Regions from separate parts of the Homo sapiens genome. Here region 1 is linked to region 2. A link is a loop called in an ENCODE intact Hi-C map of the cell type or tissue named here. Cell type or tissue: psoas muscle. All regions are shown on one strand.

The links. Peaks named below come from ENCODE experiments on the same cell type or tissue, not always from the same donor. Only the 100,000 strongest peaks of a DNase experiment are listed, where the experiment ranks them.
Region 1: it touches region 2 in a loop (3-fold over the local background); 4 of 110 quality-filtered maps call a loop at or near these places.

The regions. Positions count from the first base shown.
Region 1 is chr9:35,695,574-35,698,073 of GRCh38, reverse strand. It overlaps TLN1 (talin 1), which reads left to right. Exons shown (of 57, transcript NM_006289.4): 56 at 1-30; 57 at 158-1,126. The coding sequence ends at 283. Among named protein-coding and RNA genes, the nearest start is that of TPM2, 6.9 kb to the right of the region's middle. In psoas muscle, a CTCF peak has its summit at 1,339; DNase peaks (open chromatin) are centred at 413 and 1,343; H3K27ac peaks cover 1,548 bases.
Region 2 is chr9:35,480,112-35,482,611 of GRCh38, reverse strand. It overlaps the pseudogene ATP8B5P. Among named protein-coding and RNA genes, the nearest start is that of RUSC2, 8.7 kb to the left of the region's middle. RefSeq lists a silencer at 449-683. In psoas muscle, a CTCF peak has its summit at 1,046; a DNase peak (open chromatin) is centred at 1,041.

The DNA.
Region 1 (2,500 bases), 220 kb before region 2:
AAAGAGAAGATGGTTGGCGGCATTGCCCAGGTGAGCTTCACCCCAGATGCTGAGGGACGCTGTCAGGAGGGCAGTCATGTTGCCTGCGCTGGTCCCAACTACCCTATGCCCCTGCTGTGCATCCTCACTGAACTAAGTCCCCGATCTCCACCCTCAGATCATCGCAGCACAGGAAGAAATGCTTCGGAAGGAACGAGAGCTGGAAGAGGCGCGGAAGAAACTGGCCCAGATCCGGCAGCAGCAGTACAAGTTTCTGCCTTCAGAGCTTCGAGATGAGCACTAAAGAAGCCTCTTCTATTTAATGCAGACCCGGCCCAGAGACTGTGCGTGCCACTACCAAAGCCTTCTGGGCTGTCGGGGCCCAACCTGCCCAACCCCAGCACTCCCCAAAGTGCCTGCCAAACCCCAGGGCCTGGCCCCGCCCAGTCCCGCAGTACATCCCCTGTCCCCTCCCCAACCCCAAGTGCCTTCATGCCCTAGGGCCCCCCAAGTGCCTGCCCCTCCCCAGAGTATTAACGCTCCAAGAGTATTATTAACGCTGCTGTACCTCGATCTGAATCTGCCGGGGCCCCAGCCCACTCCACCCTGCCAGCAGCTTCCGGCCAGTCCCCACAGCCTCATCAGCTCTCTTCACCGTTTTTTGATACTATCTTCCCCCACCCCCAGCTACCCATAGGGGCTGCAGAGTTATAAGCCCCAAACAGGTCATGCTCCAATAAAAATGATTCTACCTACAACCTCTGCCTGGCTTCAAGGGAGATACAAGTTTTCTCCCAGGGCAGTAGGAGAGACAGTGGGGTTGAATTCTGTCACCCAGCTTGATCCAGCTTGAAATGGGAGAGGGGAAGACTGGCAGTCTGCACCTGAGGTCCCTTCCTCCTTGCACCCGGACCCTAAAGTTATCCAATGGGGAAGTTGTGCCTGAGAAGTCATACTCCTGTTATCCTCACCTCCCTGGCCAGCACCTAAGCCTCACAAAGTGTCGTTCTGCTGCTGCTGGGACAGCAGCTACCACAGTTCCTTGTGGCTACCAGGACATTCTGTTCTTCATAGCTACTCAGGGTATGTCAACAAATCCAGTCCTTGACCAAATTCAAATTTTCAAAAGAAGCTTTGCTAAAAATAATATGCCTGTAAGTGTCTGAGCCTAAGAGAACTATGGCCACAAAACTGATTGAAGCCATTAGCAAGCAGAAAAATCCCAACTTGAGGCTGCCTCGGGTAGGCACCGCTCTTGATTGGGTTGGGACACTCCTGCCTAGGGTAGCGCTAAAAGTGAAGAGCTTGACCCAGGTGTGAGAATTTATTGTTAGAGGGGGCAGAGCTCCCCTAGTGGCCAGGAAGGTGCTAGCAGCCCTGTTCCAGCCACCCTGCTTATCTGGTGGGTCAGTGGAAAGAGGCAGTCAGAGAGGTGGATGCTGTGTGCTTCCACGTCCCCATCCAGCCACTCTGTCCATAATGCATGGACTCTCTGACAGTCGTCTTAGGTTGGCAACTATTTTCATGCGTGATTCTTTAGTCAGCCCTACCGCCCAGTACATTATTTCCTCAAGTAGAACACAAACGCCACCCATCTGCTACTAACACCTTCTACTCCCACCACATTAGGGAAAGCTTGAAGTAGATGGAATGTAGCTGGTAACGGTGGTTCGAGCCTCTAATCCCAGCTACTTAAAAGGCTGAGGCAGGAGGACTGCTTGAGACCAGGAGTTCAAGGCTGCAGTGAGCTATGATGGTGCCACTGTGCACCAGCCTGGGTGACGGAGTGAGAGCCCTTCTCTAAGAAAGTAGATGGAACTCTAGGACAGCCCATTAGGGATGGTGCCAACCTCCTACCATCACTCCTATCACCTGTGATTCATTCATTCAATATTTACTAAGCCATGCTTGTGCTAAGCACTGGAAAATTGAGATGTATTATCACTTCTCTGACGCAGAGGACTGGCAACTCCAGTACATACTGTGGGGGCTCCCTAATCCCAGATTCAATGTCATAGTATCAGTTGAGGACCTTGGAGATCAAATCCCTTCTATAACCTCCCCGACAAGTGGCAGTCTAGACTTTGAACTCCAGCTAGGAGCCCAGGACAGCTGCTTACTCCTGTTACCATTTCCTTGTCATGTCCTCAGGAACTGGGACCAATCACATACTTCTCACTAGTGATACCTTGGGAGCCATCTGGGGAGAGGCTTTAAAACCTATTAAACCAGCAGCTCTTCAAATGTGGTCCTCAGACCCCTAGGGTTCCCTAAGACCTTTTCAGGGGTCCATAGGTCAAAATTATTTTCATAAAAATACCAAGACATTATTTTCCTTAGCTGGGGATGGTGGTGCACACCTGTAATTCCCAGCTACTTGGGAGGCTGAGGCACCAGAATTGCTTGAACCTGTGATGCGGAGGTTGCAGTGAGCCAAGATCACGCCACTGCACTCCAGCCTGGGCAACAGAGCAAGACTCAAAAAAAATGTCCTTGATGAAGTAAAAAAAAAAAATTTTTT
Region 2 (2,500 bases):
ATGCTTGCTCTGAGTATAGGAGATAGGGCCCAAAGTAAAATTCTTAGGTTCCATCTTCTTTTCCCTTCCCCATACTGTCTCTTGTCACCCCCTACCTCTACATATGCTTGTCTGGATTAAAACTTGCAAGAGATGGTGGGAGGCAGGCCTGAGGTTGCTTTTTTTTTCTTTTTCTTGAAATGCTGCAACTCTGGCAGATATCTGGGGGCTCTTTCCTTACCCCTCCTTGCCTTTCTGGGAATAGCCTTCTGGACAATTAAGAGGCTTAGTCCCTAGTGAGAATGAAGGAGCAGGTTTATGCTGGTTTCCCAGGGACTCTAATTCTTCCTAAGTTGCATGAGTACGAGGGAGGAAGAGCACTGACTGCCTCCTTTGGAATTTCCCTAGGGCCTCTATCTTTTTCAAAAAAAGGGTGTTTCTCTTGGACATCCTGGGCTTCACTATCTTGCCAGAAGTGATGAGGGCCCCAAAGCCTTGTTTATGGGAGAATGCATAGGCAGAACGTCGAGTGCTTGAGTGTTTCAGTTTGGTCCAGACTGGGGACTGCTGTGGAAGTCTCCTGCACTCTTGAATTCTGTCAAAAACCTATAGCCAGAGCATGGGGGATAGGGTTTTCATCCACAGAGGCAAAAGCAAAAGAAGGTCATGAATTATATCTGCGTAGATTTTCTGTTGCACTTACTTTGTCCATGCTGATAGGCCAGAATAGTGGTTTAAGAAATTGGTGCCCAATCACAGGCAACATACAGAGGACCACACTGAGGATAATGCTCAGCAGCATTTGCGGCTGGTTCAGAGAATTCCTGACCACACCTGTAAACAGTGAGCCAGGAGGGGAAAGGCTGAAACAGAGCCTGGAGGACCGGGGTAGGACCAGGGGTAGGAGTTACCAGCCAGAACGTAGACACCTCTCTAGTCCAAAGAAGGAAGTTACTGACTTGTAGTTAGTTTAGGCTCCTGAGAAATAATATAAATACAAAAGAATTGTAGTTGGGTCCTTTGTGCAGCCAAAGTCACTGTGAATCCATGTGCCTCTCTCTCCCTCTAAAGGCAGGGCAGGGTAGGGCAGGATAGGAGAGCAGGGGTAAGTTATGAGGGAATCCTAGAGCACTGGCTTGCATCCAAAAATGGGAAAGAAAGCTTTGGAGGAGGAAAAAACAAAAAAATAAAAATAAAAAAGGTAAAAAAAAAAAATTAAAAAAAGAAAAAAAAAGATTTGAAGGAGAAAAATAAGTTAGTGGCCTGACAAAAGGTGAGAGACAGCCAGGTGCGGTGGCTCACGCTTGTAATCCCAGCACTTTGGGAGCCCCAGGCCGGCAGATTGCTTGAGGCCGGGAGTTTGAGGCCACCCTGGCCAACATGGCAAAAACACGTCTCTACCAAAAATACAAAAAAATGAGCAGTGCATGGTGGTGCACAACTGTAGTCCCAGCTAGTGGGGAGGCTGAGGCACGAGAATCGCTTAAACCCAGGAGGCAGAGGTTGCAGTGAGCCAAGATTGCACCACTGCACTCCAGCCAAGGCGACAGAGGTAGAGCAACAGAGTCTCAAAAAATTAAAAATAAAAACAAAAAGATGGGAGCCAACTACATCTACATATCTACTCTCTATATTTTGTCTTCAGCAAAGTGGAGATGAGAGAGAGGGAAAAATTATGGGAGACAACAAGGCGATATGCCACAGCATAAAGGACATTGAACTGGAACCAGGAAACCTAGATTTAAGTCCTTTAATTAAAAAAAAACCCTCCGGTGTCTAAAATGGCTCTAAAAATTGTTGCACTGCCTACCTCTTAGGATGCTGATAAATAGCAAATCTCGTAAGACATTTGAAAATACCTTGGAAACTCAAATAAGGTAACTTATTTCCCTAGCTACATTTTGAGCCCTTTTAGGGCAGAGACCATGTCTTATTTATATCTCTAGCCTAGCACATAGTAATGGCTTCTCGGTAAACATTTATTAAATAAATATACCTGGTTCCCCACCCTCCGCCCACTGGGCAGGGCCTTACCTAGGAATTGGAAGACGTCAGGGAATACTAGACACAAGCCATCGCTGTACAGGAGGAATGACACCCAAAAGTAGAAACCCAGGCTACCCCAGATGACAACATGGTTTATCATTGTCCAGTAGGTTGTCCTCAGGGCGATCTGAAAAGTACCCTCTTATGGGACCTGTAACCTGGGACCTGTCAGCTACCTCCCCCCTCCAATTATGTAATGAAGGTTGCTCCCTTCCCACACTCTCACCCTCTATTCCTCCCACTCTTTCAGAGAGGCCCCCACCCAATCCCCTTACCCCCACCACCACTGGCCACACCTGCATTGCGACCACCCAGATCAAGGAGGTCTGCACCACCAGGGAGAAGGACTGGTAGTCGGAGATGTCCTTCCCATCATTTCGTTCTGCATTGTAAAGAGCCCCCATGGGGACAAAGAACAACACGAAGGAACTGTAGATCCCATGCATTAAACACTTCACAAATTCTTTCTTGTTGA